Regions from separate parts of the Homo sapiens genome. Here all the other regions are linked to region 2. The links are chromatin loops, found by intact Hi-C in ENCODE. Cell type or tissue: endothelial cell of umbilical vein. All regions are shown on one strand. Each heading gives the region's core, and the rest is flanking DNA. Links, peaks and the distances in the headings are about the cores only.

Evidence for each region. Peaks named below come from ENCODE experiments on the same cell type or tissue, not always from the same donor. Only the 100,000 strongest peaks of a DNase experiment are listed, where the experiment ranks them.
Region 1: it touches region 2 in a loop (12-fold over the local background); 61 of 110 quality-filtered maps call a loop at or near these places.
Region 3: a loop joins it to region 2, with 15 times the contacts of the local background. A loop is called at or near these places in 88 of 110 quality-filtered maps.
Region 4: a loop joins it to region 2, with 12 times the contacts of the local background. A loop is called at or near these places in 50 of 110 quality-filtered maps.
Region 5: a loop joins it to region 2, with 11 times the contacts of the local background. A loop is called at or near these places in 4 of 110 quality-filtered maps.

The regions. Positions count from the first base shown.
Region 1 is chr1:68,340,187-68,346,308 of GRCh38, forward strand. No RefSeq gene overlaps it. Among named protein-coding and RNA genes, the nearest start is that of RPE65, 110 kb to the right of the region's middle. In endothelial cell of umbilical vein, for the core only: a CTCF peak has its summit at 2,747 (motif pointing left); a DNase peak (open chromatin) is centred at 2,755.
Region 2 is chr1:67,850,617-67,856,738 of GRCh38, forward strand. The region is part of intron 1 of GNG12-AS1 (GNG12, DIRAS3 and WLS antisense RNA 1); the gene reads left to right. Among named protein-coding and RNA genes, the nearest start is that of GNG12, 20 kb to the left of the region's middle. In endothelial cell of umbilical vein, for the core only: a CTCF peak has its summit at 3,194 (motif pointing right); DNase peaks (open chromatin) are centred at 3,235 and 5,025; H3K27ac peaks cover 967 bases.
Region 3 is chr1:68,109,789-68,113,788 of GRCh38, forward strand. The region is part of intron 6 of GNG12-AS1 (GNG12, DIRAS3 and WLS antisense RNA 1); the gene reads left to right. It also overlaps a transcript of WLS not described here. Among named protein-coding and RNA genes, the nearest start is that of DIRAS3, 61 kb to the left of the region's middle. In endothelial cell of umbilical vein, for the core only: a CTCF peak has its summit at 2,236; DNase peaks (open chromatin) are centred at 2,233 and 3,343.
Region 4 is chr1:68,007,319-68,013,440 of GRCh38, forward strand. All of the region lies in intron 1 of GNG12-AS1 (GNG12, DIRAS3 and WLS antisense RNA 1), which reads left to right. Among named protein-coding and RNA genes, the nearest start is that of DIRAS3, 40 kb to the right of the region's middle. In endothelial cell of umbilical vein, for the core only: a CTCF peak has its summit at 2,991 (motif pointing left); a DNase peak (open chromatin) is centred at 2,953.
Region 5 is chr1:68,440,042-68,444,832 of GRCh38, forward strand. RPE65 (retinoid isomerohydrolase RPE65) reads right to left here. Exons shown (of 14, transcript NM_000329.3): 4 at 4,735-4,791; 5 at 4,490-4,631; 6 at 812-959. The region is part of intron 1 of LOC124904198 (a long non-coding RNA gene); the gene reads left to right. Among named protein-coding and RNA genes, the nearest start is that of RPE65, 7.5 kb to the right of the region's middle. In endothelial cell of umbilical vein, for the core only: a CTCF peak has its summit at 3,220 (motif pointing left); a DNase peak (open chromatin) is centred at 3,210.

The DNA.
Region 1 (6,122 bases), core at 844-4,843, 490 kb after region 2:
TCTAATTCTCCTTGCCACCAGTGCTCTATGCCACACAGACTTAAGTTTGAGAAAATCTGTGTTCTGCTTCTTTGGCCTTATGACCCTTGAGAGAGAAGATAAACCAGACCTGGAAAGTTTTGTTGCAAAGATAAAGATGGGTGGCCAGGTGCAAATAAGTATGATACTCAAGACTGGCTGGGTCCCTCTTCTAGCCTAGAGGCTTGCTAATCAAAGTGTGACCTGAAGATCACCTGGGAGACTGTTAGGCATGCAGAATCTAATGCCCATCCCAACTTGCTCTATCAGAATCTGCATTTTAATAAGACCTGGAGGATATTAAGAAGCACATTAAAGTTTGAGAAGCACTTAGAGAAATAGATCTTTACAAAATAGAAGCTTTTAAAAAAGTAACAACAATATGAAAGGGTGCTCAACATCACTAATCATTAGGGAAATGCAAGTCAACACATCAGGGAAATGCAACAACTACAATGATCAGTTATACTTCACACCCATTAGGATGGCTATTAGAAACAAAACAACGAAAAATAACAAGTGTTGACAAGGATGTGAGGAAATTGGAAGCTTTGCGAGCATGGCTTGTAGAAATGTAAAATGGCAGAGCCACTGTGGAAAACAGTACAGTTCCTCAAAAAATTAAACGCAGAATTATGATATAATCAAGCAATTCCACTTCTGGGTATGGACCCAAAAGAACTGAAAGCAGAGATTCAAACAGATGTTTGCATTCCTATGTCACAATAGATAAAAAACAGAAACAATAAAAATATTCACAGATGGATGAATGGATAAACAAAATGTGGTATATACACACGGACTATTATTCAGCCTTAGAAAGGAATGAACTGATACATGCCACGACATGGATGAACATTAAAGACATCCATGTCTTTAATGGATGGGGCAGCGGGGGAGAATAGGGATTTATGATTTAATGCGTAAAGAGTATCTGTTTGTGATAAGAAGGTTCCAGACATGAATGGTGATGATGGTTGCACAAGGGGATGAATGTACTTAATGCCATTGAGATATACACTTAAAAATGTTTTAAATGGCCAGTTTTATGTTATGTATCATTTACCACAAGAAAAAGTAATAACAGTCATAAAGGTTTATTTTAGAAAATTTGGAAACTACGGGGGGCATAATGAAGAAAATGTTAATCACTTCAATGTTAATCTCTAGAAATAAAAACTTTAAGAGTTTAATATATATTTATCTTGTCCTTTTTCTGTGTGTGTACAAGTTTCTAATGACTATGGAATATGTAGGTTTGTATTTTTGTAATCAAGGATGGGAATTAGCATCATGATTGAGCACTCTATGTGCCTCTTTCACTAACTCGATTTCTTTTCACCCTCAGAAAACATTGTGAAATAAATTTCATAGCTGCATTTTCCTAAAGAAAAATCTTAGAAAACATGATCAGGTTTGTAGGGGAGAAGAAATCTTTTCTTGCACCTCCAGAGTTTATAGCTGAGGTATCTATAATAAAAGGTTAATCAGTGAAAAGCATACGAATTTATGTAATACAAGTTTTATGTGACACAGGAACTTTCAGAAATGAAAACCCAAAGACACAAGGAAACAGATTTTTATACTAAGTTTGATGAAGAAATGGACAGTTGTGGTGAAGTATCGGACAAAGGGGGTATGATGTAATGGTAACAAACTGGGGAAACTTAACAAGGTCTGTTTGTTCAGATTATTCTCTATCTCTTCAGAGGTAGAGTAGTTCCTTTTCTCTGGACATTAGGAGGATACCCCTGGAATGAGGATCTTATCACCTGCTTTGGGGAAAGGTGAGGAGAAAATGAGAGACTTTCCTGCTTCTGCTGTTTTCTCAGATACCAAGCTGCTATACCTTGGGGTAATGTGTCCTGAACCCATCAGAATCATATAAATGGCAAGGATGGGATTTAAAGCACATCAGCCGGGTGCGGTGGTTCACGCCTGTAATCCCAGCACTTTGGGAGGCCGAGGCGGACAGATCACGAGGTCGGGAGATCGAGACCATCCTGGCCAACATGGTGAAACCCCGTCTCTACTAAAAATACAAAAATTAACTGGGCGTGGTGGCACACGCCTGTAATCCCAGCTACTCAGGAAGCTGAGGCAGGAGAATCGCTTGAACCAGGGAGTCGGGGGTTGCAGTGAGCAGAGATCACGCCACTGAACTCCAGCCTGGTGACAGAGCGACTTTGTCAAAAAAACAAAACAAAAACAAAAACAAAAACACAAAAGCACATCTGTGTTCAAAAACACCATATTCTTCCCAGGATCCTACACTGCCTGTAGCATTGGGAGACACAGTTCAGAAACCCAGCTCACACTCATTTTACAAAGCAATAAATTGAGGATCAGAGAAATTAATGTGATTGCCACATATTAAAAGCCTGTATCCCACATTTCCATTAGTATCTGATGAGGCATGAGGTGTTGTTTCTGAGGCAGCATCAGATCCTCCAGAGGGTGGCTTGGTGTTGACCTGGGTCACCTGAAGGTCTCTACTGGAGCATGGTAGATGGGCTGGAGTCAGCTGTCCCCTGGAATCGTAGTTTATTCTCTGGGCTTGAGGCAAATCAAAGAGTCTCCTTGGCACAATAGTGCTGGGGACTTGGCTGCTGCCAGGTGGAATGTTCTGTTTGTTTTGGTCCAGAATCAGCCTGAGGGCGAATCCTTCCTGGAAAAGATGAAGGTGCAGATGGGGAGTGGCCAAGCACACCATGTGGCAATCCTGCCAGCTAGTGGCCACATACGGAATGGGCCTAAACCCACCCAAGATGCGACAGGCCGGGGACTTAAATACTCAGGTTGGCTTGGAGTCAGAGGGCACAAGCTTCCTCACCTAGCTCTAGGCAGGAACGGGGCGGGGAGACCTGGAGAGATGAAATGATGTGTTCAAGGTATTGACAAAATCAGGATTAGAATCTGGTCTGTTACATCGCAACTCTTTTTAGTCATTTATTAAGAATGTTAAGGAACAATCACAAATAGGCTATCATGAGCAAAGTTATTTCTATTTCTCACAGTAATTCTCCAGTGAAGATACTTTTTTTTTTTTGAGACGGAGTCTGGCTCTGTCGCCCAGGCTGGAGTGCAGTGGCGCGATCTCGGCTCACTGCAAGCTCCGCCTCCCGGGTTCACACCATTCTCCTGCCTCAGCCACCCGAGTAGCAGGGACTACAGGCACCCGCCACCAAGCCCGGCTAAATTTTTTGTATTGTTTTAGTAGAGACGGGGTTTCACTGCGTTAGCCAGGATGGTCTCGATCTCCTGACCTCGTGATCCGCCCGCCTCGACTTCCCAAAGTGCTGGGATTACAGGCGTGAGCCGCCGTGCCCGGCCGAAGATACTTTCTTATGACTACTTTAGATTACTTTTTCCAGGTTGCATGCCTCTTTGGTAATGATATTGGGATCTACCAACAATAAGTAGGGTTCCCTCAAGCCGAAGTATCAAGTTCTCAGAATATACTGGTAGATATAAAAGATTTTAATCCCTGTCAAATGTTTTCCAAACACTATATAGACAATATATGTTTTTTGATAAATACACAATGAAATACAAGATCGTTTCGACCATAGCTAAAATTAACTTAAGTTAAAAAATTAAGGCCAGGCTCAGTGGCTCATACCTGTAATCCCAGTACTTCGGGAGGCTGAGGTGGGCGGATCACCTGAGGTCAGGAGTTCGAGACCGGCCTGGCCAACATTGTGATACCCTGTCTCTACTAAAAATACGAAAATTAGCCGGGCGTGGTGGCAGGCACCTGTAATCCCAGCTACAAGGGAGGCTGAGACAGAAGAATCGCTTGAACCCGGGAAGTAGAGGTTGCAGGGAGTGAGCTGAGATCATGCTACTGCACTCCAGCCTGGCTGACAGAGCGAGACTCCATCTAAAAAAAAAAAAAAAGTTAAAAGCCAACATGGAAGAAGTGGCATCGACAGACATTGAAGGACTGTTAGGATTTCAAAAGGTTAGTGATCTTATAATAAAAGGCACCCAGGAAGAGTTAACTGCATGAGGAAAAGTGTGAGAGCGATTGGGGAAACGGAATAATCCATTTTGACCAGATATTGTAATACTGGGAGCAAGGCAAAGAGAGTAAGACCTCTAGAAAGCCTACTGCATTTAGCAATAAGGAATGACTGGTAGTCTAAAAAGACCTGATTCAAATGAGTGACGAGTAATGTTCCCAGGAGTACTTCCTCATTCCATGGGATGTTAACAGGTATTTGGCAGAAAAATGATTCCATGATTAAATATGCTGGGGAAATATTTAATTAAATTAACGCAGTCTATTATTGTACTTCTCTGGACTTTCAGTTTGCAGATATGCATTGCATTGTGGAAAACAATTCTGAACAGCTGTTGATGTTTTAGGGAACCAGTGTTTTATAAATGGAATTTTGAAAATATTCCACTAAATATTTTGCCCTTACTTAGTTTTTACGTTTTCCTGATGAAAGAGATCTGAATATACTTAAAGGTAGAAAAGAAGGATTCAGAAAAAAGAGTGTGACGATTCAGAAGAAAGGAAATACAGTAATTCTTATAAGGATCAAATCTTATTATGTAAAGGGTTGTTTTTCTAAAAGATAAAATATATGGGAATATGCTTATTAGGAATTTTCTAAAAGCTGCATTTAGAGTATGTTACGTTCCATGTAAGGCAGAAGGGAAAATGAAATATACATATATTTGCCTATATTTACATGAAGAAACAGAATGTATAAATCATAAAACAATAAACCTGGTTATCTACAAGGGATTGTTGGGGGTGGAGATGAATGAGGTAGAGGGAATATAGAAGGATGTGACACTTTTGTGTCTACTTTTTTTGTATTGTTTTGACTTTTGAAAGCACTTAATTTAATTAATTTATTTTAAAATATTTATTTATTTATTTATTTTTGAGACAGAGTCTCACTCTGTTGCCCAGGCTGGAGTTCAGTGGCGCCATCCTGGCTCACTGCAACTTTGGCCTCCTGGGTTTAAGCAATTCTCCTGACTCAGCCTCCTGAGTAGCTGGGATTACAGGCACCCACAACCACACCTGGCTAATTTTTTTATTTTTAGTAGAGACGGGGTTTCACCATGTTGGCCAGGTTGGTCTTGAACTTCCTGACCTCAAGTGATCCACCCACCTTGGCCTCCCAAAGTGCTGGGATTACAGGCGTGAATCACCACACCCGGCCCTGTTTCTAATATTGCAGGAAAAGTTATAAGTATTTCAAAATGAATCAGCTTGAAAAACAAAAATCCTAATTCTTTAAAACAAACAACACTGTTTATTCAGCCAATTATAATATGTCGTTGATTTGGCAAAGGTAAACAAAATTAATTTAGAAAAAAAGAAGAAATCTAATTTCTAAGATGACTAGCAAGTCTGAAGCAATCTATTTTCAACTAGGAAATACAAAAGAAACCTACAACTAGTTGTCTTGTTAAATGAGAAGTGATAATTAATGTTTAGAGTCAAAGCACAAACATCCTCCAACTGCTGTTTTCATGGCATGATATCTTTGGCAAGGCTTTTGCTTCCCTCTTAATTGTGCATTATATATTTGGAGCATTTCTTATTGTATTAAACACCTTTTGGGTGCTTCTCACCTATCTTTGAGGTCTTTGGCCTCTTGTTCCAGCCCCAGCTGTGGAGCAACCTGCTGTGCATGAAGTGGGATCAGTTCCACCGGAGAACAACCTGACATCTCTTTGCCTTATGTCCTCTCTGCATATGTTTCACCTTCTGTTCTGTAGAGACTGAGGTGTGAGACCTCAAGGACATGCTTAGTGTCAATATATGTGCAACTTAATCATATGAGAGGAATTTATATCTTCCTGGGTGAAGACTGAGCCAGTCTGGATGGACTGTTCTATGAAGCAGTTTTTTACATGGCCTGTTGGTGAAAGGCACTGTAAGATCAAGGAATCAGTAGTTTTTAATACCAAGAGATGACCAGCTCAGTAATATGTATTCTTGTATCAGCTCTTACATTTCCCCTGCCTCACTCTCCTTTTCCCTCACTCTTGCTTCCTGGGATTGCATCCTATAATAAAGTAGTAGCACGTAAACTTTGTCTCAGGCACTGCTTTCTGGAGAATCCAGATTAAGA
Region 2 (6,122 bases), core at 1,125-5,124:
CAACTTCTTTGGGGTGTGAGTGTGAACTTAGATAATGCATGCCTATAATGTATCTAGCACAGTCCTGGGACAAAGTAAGCACTTAATACATGGTAGCTCTTATTATTATTTCCACAGTGACCCTTATCCCCACTTTCCCTGCTCCAAGACTCTATTCTTTGCCAGCCTTAGTTGTGGGCAGCCTGCCAGGCATGATCTAATCAGTGAAGCACATGAGTCATGAGAGGATGACTGACTCCCTTTCAGGTTCTCTTAGTACTTGGCTCCTGGAAGGTGCTCCTCCTTGATAATCCTTCCTCCCAACTGCATTGACATAGATGGAGTCTTTCTGCTATTGACTGGTCTGATTGGACAGGCAAGCCATGAAGATGGAGAGGGAGGAAGCTCCTGAATGGAATGTGGCTGCCGGAAAATCAGCCCCCTCCTAATACACTGCAATGAATTAAATTACTCTCTATTTAGTAGCTTTTCCTCATCTATTGGAACATGTACAATTGCTATCTGCTATGATCATGTATTCCCAGCCTTTCAGGTGGGATAGGTCCAAGCACTCATTTTGTTTGGAGCTTCACACAGTATGAATATAGCACAGATTTACCTAGGGAAGAAGTTGACTTGATGCTAGTGCCTGTGATTCAGCCACAGGGAATATTTATACAGCAAAGCCAGCCAGCTGTCCCCACTGTATTTATCTTCTTCCCCCTTTCCTACTAGCTCAGGCCACCAGATACTTCACTTTCTTTTATCAAAGTCTAAAATATTTGGGTGCTTTAAAAATAGGTTTTCAGAAATGTTACCAATTAACACTATATATATATATATATATATATATATTTTGTGACAGGGTCTGCTCTGTCACCCAGGCTCAAGTGCAGTGGCACAATCATGGCTCACTGGTGCCTTGACCTCCCTGGGCTGAAGTGATCCTCCCGTCTCAGTCTCTCGAGTAGCTGGGACCACAGGTGCATGCCACCACACCTGGAAAATTTTTTTTTTTTTTTGTAGAGACAAGATCTCCCTGTGTTGCCCAGGCTGGTGTCAAACTCCTGGGCACAAGGATCCTCTTGCCTTGGCCTCCCAATGTGCTGGGATTACAGGCATGAGCCACCGTGTCTGACCTAATTAATACTATTATTATCTAATCACATTGATTTTCAGTGGGGGCTTTCTATTTCATGTGGGGGCTTGCGAGGGGAGGGTAATAAGGGTATGGTGAGAAATGGATAGGAAATGTACCTTTATCGTAGAGGGAAGGAAACAGTTTTTTTGGTCTTTCACCTGTATTGCGAGTAGCAAAACATGTTCATGTTTTCAGTCTATGTGAGAGATTGCTAAGCGAGCAGGGTGTTAAAATGTGGTCATGTGGAAAGCAGGTTGTCATTCTTCCTCACACGTGCACAGCGTAGCTCAGTTTATAAGGCACACTATTTCATTGGCCTTTTATGTAAATTTTATATTGTAGGCAGGGTTGTTTCCTACATTTTTCTTCAACTGATGCTCAGAAATATCAGGCAACTTGGCTCATTCAACAAATTTCTACTGAGAGCATACTATTAATATGTGCAAGGCAGTGTTGTAAGTTGTGAAGGAAATCCCTGCCCTCATGCATTTTCTGTTTTAGTGGGGCGCACACACATAGATAAAATATATAATATACCAGATAGTGATGAGTGGCATGGAGAAAATAAAACGGGAACTGGAAAGGGGATTATGTGTGAGTGTGTGTTTGGAGGTGGTATTGTTGCTAATTTAAATATAGTGGTGAGGGAGTGCCTGATTGAGATGATGGTATTTTGGTAAAGACCTGAAGAAGGTGAGAGAGGAAGCTCTGTGGATAGCTTGATGAAAGAGAATTCTGGGAACAGGCAAGGACAGCTGCAAAAACCTAGAGGAAGAAACATGCTAGAGCAGAGCAAATGAATGAGACAGCCAGGAAATAAGATGGAGAGGTTAGGAGGAAGATTGAGGTCTTCGGGGCCATCATGAGATTTTGAGGAGGGGTACATGATCTGATCTAGATATCTAAGCATCACTCAAGGCATTGTGTTGAAGTTAGAATATAGAGGGCAAGGGTAGAAGCAGGGAGATCAATTAGGAGGCTATGACACTAGTCCGGGAGAGATGAGGATGGCTTGGATCAGCGGGACAGTGGTGGAGGTGTGAGAGGTGATTATATCTCGAGCCAACAGGGATTGCTAGTGGATTAGCTGAGAGAGGTGAGAGAAAGACAGGAGCGAAAGATAACACCAAGGTTTCTGGAAGGATGGAGTTGCTGTTTCCTGAATGAGAAGACTATGGGTCAGGCAGGTTTGGCAGAGGTAAGTGGAGGAAGAGATTTAGACATAAGTTTGAACTTTAAGTTAGACATCTCCATGGAGATGTTGAGACTTCAGTTGGATACACGAGTCTGGGGTTCAGTGTAGGGGTTCTGGCTGGATAAATAAAGTTGGCCATCTTCAGTATGCCGATATTTAAAACCTTGAGATTGGAGGCACTCACCAAGGGAGCAAGTACAGATAAAGTGGGAGTCTGAGGCCTGAGCCCTGGGGCCCTCCAGGACTTAAGGGTGGGGAAATGAAGGCAGGATGCATCAAAGAGAAGGAACAACTGGCGAAGGAGGAGAAACCATGAGGACATGATTTCCCCAGAGCTGCATGAAGAGAGTGTTTCACAGAGAGGGAGTGATCAACTGTGTCAAAAGCTGTTGATGTTTTATGTAAAATGAGGACTGAAAATGAGCAACTGGATTTAGCCAAGTAGCCCCAGTTATTCTATCCCGTAGCAGTCTTTTCTTCATTGACAGTATCTGGATTTTTCCCTCCCTCCCTCCCTCTCTCTTTTCTTCCTTCCCTTCCCTTCCCTTCCCTTCCTTCTCTCTTTCTCTCTTTATCTCTCTTTTTGTTTCTCATTTGCCTCTTTCACTGGATAGTAACAGTAACCCCTATAAGAACGGGGACCATGACTGTTGGGGGTATAGTGGCTGGCACATATTAGGAGTATGTTATGCAATTTATCTCTTTTGGTTTCTGTTTTGACCACATATTGTCCATTTCCCTTTCTCACCTTCCTAATGTTCCAAATCACTTTGGGGAATTTCCTCTCTTCTGTTGTGTGTGGTCTTGATGGGATGGCAAATTCTGTGTTTGCCTCCTACTGTGGAAGCCAAAGCAAGCAGATGCTGCCCCAGACCCCTACACCAGGGGGCAGGCTGCGTCCATCAGAGGCTCCTGAGTTATCCATGGACAAGAGAATGAGTTGAATCCCAGCATCTCTGTCCTCACCAGAGAGCCCTCCTGGTGAGAGCTGTTGCCATGGTTTCCATTTCCCAGGCCTTGGTGCTCCCCTGCTTCCTGCCATCACCAAGCCTGCTGCTCCAGCCCCTGTTTCTCTGAGCTCCCAGTATCCTTCCAGTAAATCCTCTTTCGCTTATGTTAACCAGAGCCAGTTACTATTCCTTTCAACTTAAAAAGTTCCCAACACCTAAGCACTCAATACACAATACTCAATACACATTTGCTGAATGAATGAAAAAGTATGGTTTTCATTTCATGAATGGCGAGTCTGAAGTTCAGAGAGGCTTACCACATGTCTAAGACCACATACCTTCCATCAATTCTTCTATGCTCCCTTTTCACATTCTCAGATCTCTGAAATCAGGATGCTTTTTACAATTGGCAGTGTCTTACAATCAAGTGGAAGTATTTTTCTGTTTTTAGTGGTATATAAAATAATGTATCTTATATTAGCTTAGATTCAATGAAATATGGTAGTCAGTATTGAAGTCAAAATTGAAACATATTTCAAAAGTCTGTACATCTTCGCTTTTCAAGGAGTTTATTATCTAGTTGGAGAAAAAAATAAGTAGGAAAACTCCACAAATCTTTCTCAAATACAGAGTAGGGTTTCATGAACACTGAGTGGAGGCCCTCACTAAAGCTGCAGGGGTACATGACTCTGAAGGGCTGAGTGGAGGAGCCACAGCGTGGGCATTTATGTTGATCTCAGCAAGAAAGATTTGGATGGATGGAAATATGAGAAGAATGGAGAGGAGGGAGGACTAGGTTCTAGACGATGGCAACCCTGCCGACTCTTAAATGCAGGTCTGAGCCACAAGGCTGAGTTTGGTGGAGATGGTTGCTTGGTGTCTCCCCTCTGACTCTTTCCCTTCTCCTTCTCCATGGTAAATTATTCTTCCAATTCTCCCTGTGTTCACCATTATAACTGTTTTCTGCTGCAATCTTTTTCTGGAAAGTTCCCCCCTTCCTACCTCCTGCCCATTCCTCCCAATCAGTTCAGCTCTTGTGTGTGCTGGACAGAAATCCCTCTTGGCAGCCTAGGCAACATAGCAAGACCCCCAACTCTATATATTTTTTTAAATTAGCCAGCATGATAATGCACACCTATAGTCTTATCTACTCTGGAGGCTGAGGTGGGAGGATCACTTGAGCCCAGAAGTTAAAGGCTGCAGTGAGCTATGATGGCACCACTGCATTCTAGCCTGGGTGACGGAGCAAGACCCTGTCTCAAAACAAGCAAACAAATAAAAAAGAAATTACTCTGGGATCCAGAAATAAGGGAAAATGTATTTCAGGGGGAGGAACAGCAATAAGCATGGAGGTGCAATGCATGATGTATGTGAGGAAGAGTGCCTGAATACCATGAAAGGGTAGGCTGGGAAGAGGGGTTTACTCATTCATTCAGGGAATGTTTGAGTATACACCAGGTACTGCTCTAGGCACTGGGGATAGAGTAGTGAAATAAAAATTATGTTTCTACCTTACAAGGCTTACATTCTAATAAGAGGAGATAAGCCATAAGCAAATAAATGTTTAAATACATATGTATATACACCTATGGAAAAAATGTCAGATGGTATAAAAGCAAAGAAGAAAAATGTGAAAAGGGTTAAAGAAGCAAGAGAGTTGGGGTGCGAGCTGCTCATTCAAATAGAAGGGCCAGGAAAGTCTTTTTTGTTAAGATAACATGTCAACAGGGAACTGAAAAAGTGAGTCAGAGTCTTTTGAATCTTCCGGTGGAAAGTGTTCCAGGGCGAGGGCACAGGAGATGCAAGGGTCTGGATGGGGGGTTGTGTTTGGCAGGTTTAAGGAATAGTATGTCTACCGTGGAGTGAGTGGGGACAACAGAGTGGCAAATGCATATGTGGTGGGGAGGTTAGCCAGGCCAGAACAGGTAGGCCTTGTTAGCATTGCAAGGATTTAAATTTTATTCCAAGAGGATGCAAAGCCTGTGGAGAAATTTGAGTGAAAGAAAAGGAATGAGAGATAGATGGGGCCTAATCCTTGTGAAGCTGCAATGCTGTCCCAAATAGTTTGAATCCGATTCTCCTATGTTCCCAGAATTTTCATTTCTGAATCATTTAAATTGAGCAGGAAATCTGTTCTAATGAATAAATATGTTTTGTTTTTTTTTTTTTTGAACACGGAGAGGCCTCCGCTTAGAACAGATGTAATGAAGTCATAGTTTGTTTTGACAGAAAGAGGCTATGGAAGGTTACACTTCCTCCACTCTGCCTTTGGTTGTCAAGGAGATACCCCTGGAAGCCTCTTCTTTTGTAGCTAAATGTCACTGTATAGCACTTAGATTTTTCATGTTCTCCTTTTATTATGTTATTGTAAAGTTCTCTGTGTAATTTTGCTCAGGAGTTAACAATTTCATCACTGATGAGTCTGTTCATTGCAAACTACCTTTTCTGGCATTCTGATTGTCTTTCTCCATCCAGAGGCTGGCTTCCGGGAGGGGCATGCACCTGAAAACTCATCAAACCTGTCTTTAGAAAGGTCCTGAGGGTCAGACAGGCTGAAAAAGGCAGATTAATTCTGAGAAGCTGATGGGAAAATGTGAACTGATGGATCAAACTACAGAAAGATACATGGTGCTGGGTTGCTTTTTGTGGAGAGCATTATTTCAGCTGCTGACCAATCAGGGTGGATGTTGCTATATTCAGTTTACAGAGGGGAAAACTGAGATGCGGTGGTAGGAGACTTACTCATGTAGTTACGGTAGCCCTGGAACAAGCATCTTCTAGTTTTTAGTGTGCTTTCTACAACACTGTGTTTTTTCAAAGATATAAGCTGGAGATGATAGGTTAGTTAATTAATTCA
Region 3 (4,000 bases), core at 1-4,000, 260 kb after region 2:
AACTTATTAAAACTACAGCAAAGGGATTTTAAACAATCATATAAACCCACAAGAATGGGCAAAATATGAGATGAGATACCAGCAACAAACTTCTGGAAAATGGAATATAAATGAAGAATTGATAACAATGTTACCAGAGCTAAGAAAACCAAATCCTAAACTGATGGTGGGGAAATCATTGAATCAACTGAATTTGCACTGGAACACAACACAAAAAGTAAAAAAAAAAAAAAAAAAAAAAAAAAAATACAGTAAGAGGCATAAATTAGTAGGAATTAAAGATAAAATAGAAGAACTACCAAATCAAAAATTCTTTAAAAAGACTATTAGATTAATCTTTAGTAAGATTGAGAAAAGTGAAGGTATAAATATGTATGAACAAAGGAATATATCTACAGATAGGCAAAATTAAATTTTAAAAAGATTTTTAAAAAATTTAATTTAAAATTAAGTTGAAAAAATATTTTAAGTGCCAAAAGAGATAGCAAGAATAATCTACACTACTTTATGTCTATACATTGGAAACAATTTAAAATGCCCAGAAAAATATAACTTGTGAAACCAATTGAAGAAATGGAAAACCTAAATAGCCTTATAATCATTAAATAAATTAAAATGGTAGTCTAAAATTTTTCTGCAAAGAAAATAAAAGTCTCAATAATTTCAGTGACATATTATTATTGCATTAAATAAAAAACCAAATGTCCAAGAAGAGCCAAGACATTCTGAGGACAAACAGGATGAAGGAATGTGCTTTTCTAGATTGCAAGCCTTATTAAAAAGCTAAAGTAATTAAAACAGTATGGTTTTGAGGTAAGGATAATCAAATTAGCCAGTGGAACAGACTAAGAAGCCCCCAAAAATCTCTGTCTCTCTCTCTCTCTCTCTCTCTCTCTCTCTCTCCATATATATATGTGTGTGTATGTGTATGTATATATATGTTTGTATATATATGTGTGTATATATATATATATTTGCTCGATAAAGGATATTGTGTTGTAGATCATGAGTGGCTTATTCAATAAATGGTGCTGAGAGCATTAGTTATCCATATAGGAAAAAAATTAAAGAGGCTCCTTATTCTCTTACATACAAAAATTAATTTTTGATGGAACAGAATCTTAAATATGGAAGGCAAAGTCTTAAAACTTTTTGAAGAAATTTAGAATATTTTTATAATCTTGAAATTTATTTAAAGAATTTTTTTGAAAGACACAAGTACCCATTAAAAAAGAAAACATTGGTAAATCAACTACACAAATCATCAAAGATACCATAAATGAAAACATAAGGAATTCATATCTAGATTAATCTTGACCGTGGTCTTAAGACTTCCAGCCTCCTGAATAGTAGGAAGTAAATGTCTGTTGTTTAAGCCACTCCATCTATAGTATTTTTGTTATAGTAGCCTGAGCTAAGACAGCTTTATATAAGCCTTTGGGGACCATAGATGAACTACATCACTTGGTTCTAGCATGTTCTGTGGTTTCAATGCAGAAACCTAGAGAATAACTAAGGCTGGGAGAAAGAAGGACCACACTGGTGGGAGAAGCTGGTGACAAGTGGTAAGGAGTGGGCAACCTGGGTACTAATTCTTGTTTTTTCTTCCCCAGCCTTGTGGTCTTGGCCAAATCACCGGGCCTGCTGTCTTTTCTGTAGAGAGAAGGGCTGCTCGGTTCTCATTTGGATTCAACCTTTCCAATGCAGCATTTAAACACGGAGGAGGGATTTTTTTGGTTGTCACAAGGACTGGGGGACCCTGCTGGCTAAATATCCTCCAATGTGTGAGACAGTTGCACCCTAAATGCCAGTGTGCCCCTATTGAGAAACATCCTCTCTATAACAGTCCTTTGAACGAGCCCTTTACATCTCTCTACACATACATGATGTTTGCTGGTGGGTCGGGAAACATTTGGATACTTTATGAAGCATGCAGGTCTCCACCCAAACCCACAGGTCAGATGGCTGCTGTCCAAACTTTAGGATCTTTAGGGCTGCAGATGAGATGCTCTGTTCTGGTGTATGTCCTGCTTGGGGGGCTGCCCCTCCTTGCCAGAAGAAGATTTAGTTGAATTCAATTGAAGTGTACTATTACCAACCATTTGCTCCCTTGTTCTGACAGCCAGCAGGAGCAGAAAACTGGCTTGCTCTGGTACTAACTGCATTCTCAGAACCGTGCATGCAGTGCTTTATCGTTCTGTTCAAAGCTAAGCAGTGCCCTCCTTGGGACACTCTGGGAATGTACAGTATTCATTGCTCTAAGAAAATGCCTTGGCCACAAGGAGAAAACATTCGCTGGCTGTGGCTTGAGCCAACTGGGTCAGCGCCAGCCTGTGCAGATGTCTTTGTGGACAGAGAAGAAGTCCCTCTGGGAGAAGGCAGCCCATGCTAGGGTGCATAGATTGATGAGAGGAGTGACAACTGTATTTCTGTCCTTACTTGCTCTCCTGGCCAGGTGCTCTTATGCAGTGCACTAGCTGTACAACAGTACCTACTGGCTGGACCCTCTCATTCTCTACCAATTCAGCAGTCTCCTCTTGGCTTCATTCAGGAGGCTGTCTCCCCATGGTTGCCTGAACCCAAAAGCAAAATGTGTGGGTCCCACCTACTTCTCACGCTCTAGTTCTAAAGAATGGGCCCAGGTGTCCAGCCTCCACGGCCTGACATTCAATGCTGTGTACACTCCGGTTCCAAGTTGCTTTTCTACTCACTGCACCCCAGACTCTCTGCTAAACAGGCTACTTTAGTCATTGCCACCCAAATAATGCTTGTGAAGTTGCATCTCCACACTCTCATACTCTTCCCTTACCCTCACCTTTTATCCAACTCTTTCAAGGCTCGGCTCATTTTCAGTCTTCTGGGAAGCCCTCTCAATTGCCCCCAATCAGGAGTTACTGAAAAGTGTCCTTGTACCTCCCATTGGTCACCGACTGCACGGTTCATGTATTGGGAACCTTGATTGTTAAGAAGATTTTAAGTTCCTTGAAGGTGGAAACCTAATGAGAAGACTTGCCCTTCAGGCTCCTCTACTTAAGAATCATTCCAAGCAATTACCATGGAAACAAATATCTTCTCTTCCTGGCCTCTTGGACCAAAACAAACAGACAAACTGTTAAAGAGCAAGGAATTTGGCTCCCTGCCTAGGTTGGCAGTGAGAGCGTCAGAACAAGGTTGAGGCCAAATCCATGAACCTCATTTAGTTAGCTGCCCACGAACTTGGCTTGGAACGCCTTGGCCCCATCTTAAAGAAAGCCCTTCATTCTGGGGACGCTGGTCAGCCTGAGGCCCATGCTCCTTAGTCCCACCACAGGAAGCCTTCTCTCTCCATCTGTCACTCTGAGACCATATTGGCTGAAGCTCTGGGCTTACTCATATCCTGAGTCATCCAACCTCGCATGTCCGTAAAAATATCCGTATCCTTATAGGTGGAGGCCTTATAGATAGGTTGTTGAGTCAGATTTATGAGTTTGAGAAAGAGATGCTTTGGATGCAAAGGACCTTTGGTGAGTTTGCAGAAGCCCTGGACTCAAATCTACCACCACTCAGAACAGTGAATGCCAGAAAATTCCTGGAAAAGGGCATCTCTTTGCTGAATGACCCTAGTAATCTACTCATTCCCCAGGTAATTACTGAGCCACTCTGTGTTCCAGGCACAGTTCTAGTTTCTGGAAATATACCTGAGAACAAAACAGACAGAAATTCTGCCCTTATGAGCCTCCACTTCAGCTCCTGGCCAAGTCTGTTTTTCATATGATCCAAGCACTTTGGCAGGTGTTAGGGCTGTAAAAGGGATGGCATGGGACCCCCTTGGGTAGGGGACGTGGCAGACACATCTCTTAGAAATATTGCCGCAAGCCTCACTGTTCAAGTCTGGTGTGTGGAGCAGCTGCATCAGCACCTCCAGGGAGCATGTTAGAAATGCATCGTCTCAGGCCCTTCCCAAGCCCTTCTGAGTAAGAAACTGCACTTTACAATATGCTCCCAGGTGAACTGTCCGCAG
Region 4 (6,122 bases), core at 1,283-5,282, 160 kb after region 2:
TTATTTCTCCTTCACTTAGGAAGCTTAGTTTGGCTGGATATGAAATTCTGGAATGAAAATTCTTTTCTTTAAGAATGTTGAATATTGGCCCCCACTCTCTTCTGGCTTGTAGAGTTTCTGCCCAGAGATCTGCTGTTAGTCTGATGGGCTTCCCTTTGTGAGTAACCCGACCTTTCTCTCTGGCTGCCCTTAACATTTTTTTCCTTGATTTCAACTTGGTGAATCTGACAATTAATTGTCTTGGGGTTGCTCTTCTCGAAGAGTATCTTTGTGGTGTTCTCTGTATTTCCTGAATTTGAATGTTGGCCTGCTTTGCTAGGTTCAGAAAGTTCTCCTGAATAATATCCTGAAGAGTGTTTTCCAACTTGGTTCCATTCTCCCCGTCACTTTCAGGTACACCAATCAAGCATAGATTTGGTCTTTTCACATAGTCCCATATTTCTTGGAGCCTTTGTTCATTTCTGTTTACTCTTTTTTTCTCTAAACTTCTCTTCTCACTTTATTTCATTAATTTGATCTTCAATCACTGATACCCTTTCTTCCACTTGATCGAATTGGCTATTGAAGCTTGTGCATGTGTCATGTAGTTCTTGTGTCATGGTTTTCAGCTCCATCAGATCATTTAAGGTCTTCTCTGCACTGTTTATTCTAGTTAGCCATTCATCTAATCTTTTTTCAAGGTTTTTAGCTTCCTTGCGATGGGTTCGAACATCCTCCTTTAGCTCAGAGAAGTTTGTTATTGCCGACCTTCTGAAGCCTACTTCTGTCAGCTCATCAAAGTCATTCTCCGTCCAGCTTTGTTCCATTGCTGGTGGGGAGCTGCGATCCTTTGGAGGAGAAGAGGTGCTCTGGTTTTTAGAATTTTTCAGCTTTTCTGCTCTGGTTTCTCCCCACCTTTGTTGTTTTATCTGCCTTTGGTGTTTGATGTTGGTGATCTACAGATGGGGTTTTGGTGTGGATGTCCTTTTTATTGATGTTGATGCTATTCCTTTCTGTTTACTAGTTTTCTTTCTAACAGTCAGGTCCTTTAGCTGCAGGTCTGTTGGAGTTTGCTGGAGGTCCACTCCAGACCCTGTTTGCCTGGGTATCACCAGCGGAGGCTGCGGAACAGCAAATATTGCTGCCTGATCCTTCCTCTGGAAGCTTCATCCCAGAGGGGTACCTGCCTGTATGAGGTGTCAGTCAGCCCCTACTGGGAGGTGTCTACCAGTTAGGCTACAAGGGGGCCAGGGACCCACTTGAGGAGGCAGTCTGACCATTCTCTGAGCTCAAACACCATGCTGGGGGAACTACTGCTCTCTTCAGAGCTGTCAGACAGGTATTTTTAAGTCTGCAGAAGTTTGTGCTCCCTTTTGTTCAGGTATGCCCTGCCCCCAGAGGTAGAGTCTACAGAGGCAGTAGGCCTTGCGGAGCTGCAGTGGGCTCTGCCCAGTTCAAGCTTCCCCAGCCGCTTTGTTTACCTATTCAAGCCTCAGCAATGGTGGTTGCCCCTCCCGCTGCCAGGCTGCTGGCCAATCTTAGACTGCTGCACTAGCAGTGAGCAAGGCTCCATGGGTGTGGGACCTGCCAATTCAGGCACCAGATATAATCTTCAGGTGTGCCATTTGCTAAGACCATTGGAAAAGTGCAGTATTTGGGTGGAAGTGTCCTGTTTTTCTAGGTACCATCTGTCACAACTTCCCTTGGCTAGGAAAGGGAAATCCCTTGACCCCTTGTGCTTCCCACGTGAGGCGACACCCCACCCTGCTTCGGCTCACCCTCCATGGGCTGCACCCACTGTCCAACCTGTCCCAATGAGATAAGCCAGGCACCTCAGTTGGAAATGCAGAAATCACCCATCTTCTGCGTTGATCATGCTGGGAGCTGCGGACTGGAGCTGTTCCCATTTGGCCATCTTGTAATGGAATCCATTTGTTGTTGTTTTTGTTTGTTTCTTTATTTTTTGAATTAATTCTTTTTTTTTTTCTTTTTGGAAGTGTTGTTTTGCTCTTGTTACCCACTCTGGAGTGCAGTGGCATGATTTCGGCTCACTGCAACCTCTGCCTCCCAGGTTCAAGCAATTCCTGCCTCAGCTTTCCGAGTAGCTGGAATTACAGGTGTACACCACCGCGCACAGCTAATTTTTGTACTTTTAGTAGAGACGGGGTTTCATCGTGTTGGCCAGGCTGGTCTTGAACTCCTGACCTCAGGTGATCCACCTGCCTCAGCCTCCCAAAGTGCTGGGATTAGAGGCGTAAGCCACTGTGCCCAGACATTTTTTGAATGAATTCTCTGGAGTCTGTTTCTCTCATAGTATAGTCTCTGCTGGCTGCTCAGCTGCTCTCTAAAAAATTGTTTAAAAAATTTTACATCTGGCTTTCATGGGTTCACTGCTGAGTTGGCATAGCTCAGTGGCCAGCCAATAATTCATCAGAAGTTTTGCTTAAACACCTTTGCCAGGGTCAAAAAGGCCTCTACCCTTTGAATCTCATCTTATGAGTTATGATGAGTGTATAAATCAGTGTTCAATCACAGAAACAGAACCAGTAAGATATATCTATCTATCTCAATAAATATATTAAGAGATTTAATGCAAGCGATTGGCTTAAGTTATTGTAGGGGCAGGCTAGACAAGCCAAAACCTGAAGGACAGGCTATGAGAAGAGAAGCCTGGAAATCTAGGGAATAAGCTAAAGCTTCTGTACATAGAAAGAGTTTCTTCTTCATCAGGGAAGCCCCAGTTCTGTTCTTACAGCCTTTCAACTGATTGAATCAGGCCCACTCAGAAGAGCTGGGATAATCTCCCTGATTCAAAGTCAACTGATTATGGACTTTAATCATATGTATAAAATACCTTCCACAGCAACACCTAGATTTGTGTTTAATTGAATAACTGGGGAGTATAGGCTAGTCAAATAGGTAAAATAGAATCACAGAGAGCCATTGAATGGTTTAAGCAAGGTAGTAATATGATCATGCTTGCTTTAGATAAATACACCCTCTGGTGGCTAGGTAGAGGAAGAAGGAGCTGGAGGTTCTTGTAATAGACAAATTAAAGAGATATTAATTGCCTGAATTAGCACTATAACACTGAGTTTGAAGAGGAGGGTTGAATTACCATAAATATTTTGAAAGTAAATATTTATAAATGTATTTATATATAATTGTAGGTTCAGTTACACAGACAGTGTAGGGTTGGTATATAGAGTAAGAGTAATACTCTGTCTCACATTTTACATTACATCCGTCTACCGATCATCTATTAACCTCTTGGAGTTGCCATTTTCTTATCTGTACCTTTTTCCCTCAATAAATACGTTTTTTTCCAAGTTCTGACAATAAGCCCCATGCTGAAAGCCCTGGTTATCTGAATTGCCTTCCATTTATCCTTGTATTTCCTGCACAAAACAAAGACCACAGGAAGTGAGTTAGAATACTCTGGAAGATGAGCATATCTCATTTCCTTAGGAGTATATTGCAAAAACCTGTCTACCGAAAAGTAACACTTATGGACTGACTAAATGCATGCCCAAGCTTAGAGAAGCTGCAAGAACAGGAGTAAGCAATCCAAGAGGCCCAGGTGGCCTAGAATGCATCAATTTGTATTTATCAGTAGGAGCTCTGCTCCTGGATGAATGCAGGAGTTGAAGCTGACTCTGCTTCCCTGCCCGTGCTTCTAGAGCCTTTTGTGGGCTCCTGTGTTAGCAGTGCCAATGCCCCAGAGAAATCAATCACAAGACCTGAATTTGAGTCCTCCTGTTTCTTTATGTGGTCCTGGGAGGTGGCAACTCTAAACTTTGGGACAAAGGACAATCTCCAACTACCGCTGACCTTGGACTGCTAAGTTTCAAGGGCAAGATACATAGAAAATGAACCTGAACAAATGGTTTCTTTTCATTATCAGCTGTGATTTGAACCTAATTTCTCTGTAGAGCTCTTAGTCCCAATGAGCAGAACTGGGAAAATGTTAAGGACTCTCTTTGCACTTTTAGCTTAAGGTCTAGGCTAGGAAATGCCTCAGAAGACAAATGAAGCCTCCCTTCCCCTGATCCCCTATGTTGTGGTACCCTTGTGGTGTCTACTTGACCTTCCCAGGACATGGATACCCCTTCCTTAGCCTCATGAGAGAAGAGATATTTCCAAAGCCAAATGTAGAAGACAAAAAAGGGAAAGCTGAAGATCTAACATTCAGATTCCAGGGTTGTTTTTTTTTTAAATCATTTTCCTTATCACACTGAAATCTCTGCTCCAACCCTGAGCCTCTATCCTCCTTGGTCTTGATCCAAATCAGTACTTTAGTGCTCCACAGAGACGGAGTCGGGGCGATGGAGGGGGTAGTCTTGGCCTCTCTCTAGAGGCTGCCTTTCCCCCAAACCCTCTCTAACTGTAACTAAATCTGTTTGCTTGTATTAGTGGAGAAATTGAGTTTCAGAAATCATTATGCAGTTCATGTGGGTGCTAACATTTAGGTAAGCTGCCTGACAGCAGAGCTATAACAAATCATTGCTTATTGCTATGCTGCTCTGTAGAGTCCTGAGAGAAAGAGTCTATAGGCTGCTGTGTGTCCTTGGGGCAGCCAGAGCCACAGCTTTTGCCTTTCAGTGGCTTTGTGCAGGTTGCTGTCAATTTTTTTAGAGGGACCCCTCTGTTCACCACCAAACCCAGCCCAACCCCCTTCTGTGAAGTCTTCACCGCCCCCATTGCTGCTCCCCCAGCAAAAGTATAATGAATCACCTCCCTCCTCTGCCATTGCTCTAATAGCACTCTTTTATTATTGTGCTTCAAGCATGATTGTTTTCATTCTTTACTGAGCTACTGTCTGCTTAACACTAGATAGGTTATTTAAGCCTTAAAAGAGATTCTCTCTGCCCTCACAAAAGTCCACAGTCTTTAGCATGACTCATCTGCCAGCCTCATCTTGTACCATGCCTCCCTCACTCTCTGTTAACTTAACTTCAGGCAATGGGGAGCCAGGGAATGTTTCAAAGCAGAGGAGAAACCCAATCATGTTTGTGCTTTTTCCAGATGACTCTGGTGGTAATGGAGGATGCAATAGTTGGGAGGAAGACCGGAGTCTAAGTTACTGTAAAGTGGTTCTTATCATGTGAAAGATGATGAGGTTGGATCCAGCACGGGGGCAGTCAGAATAGAGAATACATATACTTTGATTCTAATATGTTTAGTATTTTTCATGTAAAAAATGCCACTTAGATCTCTTAATCAGCAAAACAGGAAAGGAATTGCTGTGTATGGATGAAATGAGATAGGGGATGAACAGCACCTGGCATGAAGCCTGGCGCATAGTCGGTGCTCAGGAACTGCTTCTTGTCTGCTCCCTTCCACCTGCAGCAGGCACAGCTCTGGGCTCTCATCCTTCTTCTGGAGGAGAGAAGAAGGGAGAAAAGCGATGTGGCAGCAAACCAGGGCAGCGACCTCATCAGTTACAGGTGAAAAAGATGGACCTAAATTGTTCGAGCAAATGAATGAATGGCCTTACTGCTCTTGCAGACCAGTGGTATATCTATTCATCCAAGATTCAGATTTTAACTAGGAACAGCAGGAGGATAAGTTTCTACAGTAAAGACAGTTGTTAGAATTCACAGAGCAGAGAAGCTCTTTAAGAGACAAGATTCCTGATAGTCTTTTCACGAGGAAGAAGAATATTGATTACAAGAGAAGGTTCTATGTGTGTTAGGCCCTATGCCCTCTCCTGCCTCAGGAGAGGAGAGGATGCCCTGTGAGCATCAGTTCCATTTGGTGATCTTTTTCATTTCTCCCTGTTTCCTTCATTCATGGCTGCTTCAAGCCAGGACAAGGCAAAATAAAGAAATTCTGACCTTCAGCAACTTCTTTATGCTCTCAGAATCTGCTTTTTCAATCTGTAGTTTAGAAATAATCATATTTGCCCCACAAAGTTTTTGTTAGAATTGAGGCAGAGGAAAAGAAGCTCTGCAACATTATATATCCACCTTAAATCCATGCATTGGCTACAGAGGTTCCTCCAAAAACACTGAACAGGTTGCTTAACTTAAAATATAATTTTATATATATATATAAAATATATATATAAAAGGAAATTGCTAAATCAAAATGAAAAAAAAAAAAGAAAAGGGCTTCTCACTGCCCTTAAAAAAGTCAGCAGT
Region 5 (4,791 bases), core at 792-4,791, 590 kb after region 2:
TTCTTATGCACATTAAAATTTACTCACTAGTAAGTGAATGGTCCTCAAACTTTAGTGTGCATCAGAATCACATAAAGAGTTTCTTAAAATACTGATTGCAGGCTCCACTCCCAAAATTTCTCATTCAGTCTGCCCAGGACAAGGCTCAAGATTTGTATTTCTAACAGTTTCCTAGGTGATGGTCTTGGTCCAAGGACTACACTTTGAGAACTGTACTAAATAATACTAAACAAAAATCTGTATACATTCAAATAATTCCATCATCAAGGTGGTGAACAATGAACCTGGCAATAAATGAAGAATGAATGGAGAATTCTAGGGTACACTCTTTTTGCTGTAGTTCTTTTTCTATAGTACTTCTATGAGATAACAGATTTGTTTGTAGTTTTGGGAATTAAGCGCAACATATTTAGTACACTCTCATATATGTATGTATGCTATTATGCACACATACATGCTTATTTAATTTAATTTTGCCTAGCACATGAATAAGTGCTCAATAAATGTTTGCTAAGTTTGAATCCTAATTGTATATGATCAAATCCATATATATATATGTACTACATTTTTAATATTCTAGAAGAGAACTTGGACACTTGCTTTCTATATTTTCAAGTCGTCATCCTTTGATATGATGCCCTTGGGCATTAGGCCCCTTATAGGGTAGGGATGAGGGCAGTACTTCTGAAGTCTGAGAGTAATTTAACTATGCACAAAATGCTATTCTGACATTCTTATCTTTCTCACAATACAGTAACTTTCTCACAATATAGACACTTATTTTCAGAAGAGGACAGATTGGTAAACTCACCTGCTTGCAGTGGTGGGATCTTTACAATGTTGTAGGCAATTGAAAAATTTTTTCCAAAGCAATTACCAATATTGTAAACGGTTCCATCATTTTCAATGTGGGGGTGAGCAGTGGCCCCATTGACAGAGACATAGTTGCAAAGATCAACCTACGGAAGTAAAGTGAATGTCCTCCAGTTGAGAGAAGGAAGATACATTATACCTTTGTCCCTAGGTCTGAGGTCATCACTACCCCTTGAACTCTCATCCTAAGTGCACTTCTCTTTCTTCCCATCTCTCTGGATTCTACCCTCTTTCACCTTGAGTTCCCACCTTCATGCAGAACATAATGCCCCCTCATGTGTCTGAATCTGGAGTTACCTGTGACATCTCTTTATTTGATGTATACCATACAGTGCTCTGGTTAGTTACTTTTCTTTTAGCATATGCAGATTGACCTGAAACCATAAGTTTGAGTCCTCAGACTTCTTTATACTCTTATTATTGTATTAGATTTAATTGTATAAGATTGCTAACATTTAATAATTGCTGATTTCCAAAAATGTCAATTTCGTATGGTACTATGTAAATACCAACTATATGTCTTGCACATGGTACTGTATGAGTTTGGAACTGAAAGGGACTTCAAGCTTCATCTAGTATAGAAAGTCTTAATTTAAATAGACTTTAGGAGAACCATGGATCTCTTTTAATTAAATATAAACATTTCTGGCAAAAGCATACAGCATTTAATTCAATTTTATGTCTCATAAGAAGTTTAGAACTACAAATGTAACACAAATCTCTGTTTGCAGAAGGATAAATTGGGGTTCCAGAGAGATCAAGTGTCTTGTTTAAGGATAAAGAGCTAGATAAATCAGCACTAGATTTCCACCTGGGACCTACTTGGTAAAGAGTTATTGAATGAATAATTACTGGAATATATATTTATCTAACCAAAATTATTTCCAATTAATTAGGGAGATTTTTTTAAAGCATAGGACATTTTAGCAACCTTATTTAAATAATAGGCAAGATATTCATTTATTCAGTCAATCATTTATCAAATACTCTGAGCTTTCACTATGTGCCAGGCACTGTATCAGGGCTCAGGAGAGAGAAGATCTTTGCTTTCAAGAACTTCATTCTAGACCCGTGCTGTTCTATTAATACAGGACCACTAATTTTTAGATAGAACTTCAAATTCAGCTCCTCAGTCACATTAGCCACATTTCAAGTGCTTAATAACACCAGGATAGCACAGTTATAGAGCATTTCCATTATTGCAGAAAGTTCTATTGGACAGCCCTGCATTAGACCAATAAGCCGGTGTAAAGCACTGTGAGTGTGCAATGGCATCGTAGAGAAGCGCCATCTAGCCCAGACTGAGGGATGAGGCAGTTTTCCTGAGAAACATGACTCCAACTAATGTTTGAAAGGTGCGTGGAGTTAGCCAAGTGGAGCAGGATGACAGTGTATTCCAGGGAGTGGGAATCCTAATGTAAATGCATAGACTTGTGAAATAATGTGTGCTGTTTGGCCATTACTAGTCATTTAACCTGGCTGCCATGAAGGGCATGCGTAGAGGAGGCGAAATAAGAGTGGGCCAGCCACAAAGACCTTCGCTTGGACTTTATTTGGGAAGTTATGGATTCCCTAGGTGGAGTAATACTTTCATATTTATATTTTAAAAAATTGCTACTGCTGCCTTAAATAAATTGTATTTAAGGGAATCAGGCTGGAGGCAAAGGCACTGGTTAATAACAGTAAACAATCAAAAATTTCACATTTTTAAAATTACATTTTACAGTGCTAGTAACAGTGGAACCTGACTCCTAATAAAGTCTATTCTGCAGCCATACCATAGCTTCTATATTTCTAATTAAAATATCATGTAATTGTAATACAGATTCCCTATCAAAGTCAAATGAATGATTTAGAAACTCAGCTTTTGTTCTTCTCTAAAGGAGCTACACACACACTTGTATATGGTTACACACACACAACATAAACAAGAAAGAGCTATGGGGAGTGTATGTTAAGACATAGTAAATAGTCTGTTGAGAATTATAGATCAGCTTGTGCTATTGAGACTCAATGTTGAGACTATTTTTTTTCTTCTTATTTTTACCAGTACTGCATTTGTGGTTCTGGCTTTTAGTTTCACCTCTTGGTCTCCCAGCTATACTGTATCTCTTTTGCCTTCCCGTACAGCCCACACATGGCTCCCCAAATAAACATCTGAAAATATAGCCCTACTCATACTACTTCTTTGAGCAAAAACTTTCAGTAGCTTCCCATTAGCTAAACAACATATTCCAAATGTATAGCCAATTATTCAAGCTTTTAATTTCATCCTACCCTGTGTCTCAATATTCCCCTTGACATTAACTACTCTAGGCAACTAGTTCTCAACTGGGAGTGTTATTGCCCCCTAGGGGAAGATACGGAAATGTCAGGAGCGTTTTGGGTTTGTATAATGATTGAAAACATGACTGGTGTTTAGTGGATGAGGCCAGGGATGCCAAACCTCTCCCATGTGTGGGACGTCTCCATGATGATGAGTCACCCCCTGCCTAATGTCATACTAATACCTCCACTGAGAAATGCTGCAAGTCTAGTCCAAGGAGATTATTCTCCAGTTTTCATGAACACCTTCTACCTCCATGCTTTTGATCGCTTTACCCCCTCCATCTAGCATATCCTTTCTCTAAATTCACTGAAATCATCCCTCTCTTTTAACTTCCAGCCCAAAGCCTTTCCCTTTAAGCCTTCTTTCACCTGTCCCACCTTGCATTGCCAACTACTTCCAGAAGTAATTCCTTTCGTATTTATGCTTTCTTAAAAGATTTTCCTTCTTAAAAGACTCGTCATATTCTTTGTCCTATTACAGTTACATATTTGATTTCTCCACCTAGACATTAAGTCACCTGAAGACAAGAACAATGCCTTGTAAATAGGTGTATCTTAGTAAATATTGGTTCAAAATGTGTATCTAAGGACTGCTGCATTGAGATTCCCTAAGTTCTCCATAAAATTTGTCACTTCCAAATATTGCTGAAATTTTGTTCTATGCTATTTCATTCAAGATATAGCTTTATTTCTAATAAGAAGTATCTATAAGAAGGGGCAAATTAGTGCAACATACTTGCCTAGAACCATAAATAGCATGATTTTCAGTATCAGTAGCTATAATTTTTTGAGCACCCAGTATTTACCAGGTTCATGCTAGCTTATAAAAGCTATGAAAGGCAGGGACCATGTTACCCTACTCATTGATCTATCCCTTGCATCTAGCATAAATTCTGAATATGGAAAGCACTTGATAAGTATTTGTGTCATGAATGAATGAATGAATATGTTAGGCATTTTATATGGGTTCTCTCCAATCCATGTAAGTGTTTAAAATTTTAGAGATGAAGAAACAATGTTTGTCCTATGTCAAATAGCTAGTCATTGTTGACAATGCTAGGATTTGAAACTTAATGTGGCTCTCATGTTCTTTTCACCAAATTACACCAATTGCAGGAAAGCATCATAGACAGAGGCAATCAGTGCAGTCCATTTGGAGCTTGGAATGGTCATTCTGTGTGTCCTCATCAAGTTAGAATCATACATTCGCAGCATGAATAATTTATGTTGAATTAATTTTAAGTTCCAAATTCTAAATTCCTGAACATCACCTAGCACTGTGTCCCACCTGCTTAATTGTCTCCAAGGTCTCTGGATTAATCTTTGTAATAAAGTTGGTCTCTGTGCAAGCGTAGTAATCTTCCCCCACTGGGTAGACATTAACAAGGGCATTGTCAGTAACCTCTACTCCTCGAAAGTAAGAAAAAAACCTGTAGAAACAAATGAATTTTTCAGTCCAGTAATTTTCAAGCCATGAGAGAAAAAGGGCTAATATAAAATGTCTTGAGTAACATTCAGTTTGGGTTCAGTAACCTGGAAAATATATTCTTGCAGGGATCTGGGAAAGCACAGGTGCCAAATTCTGTTATG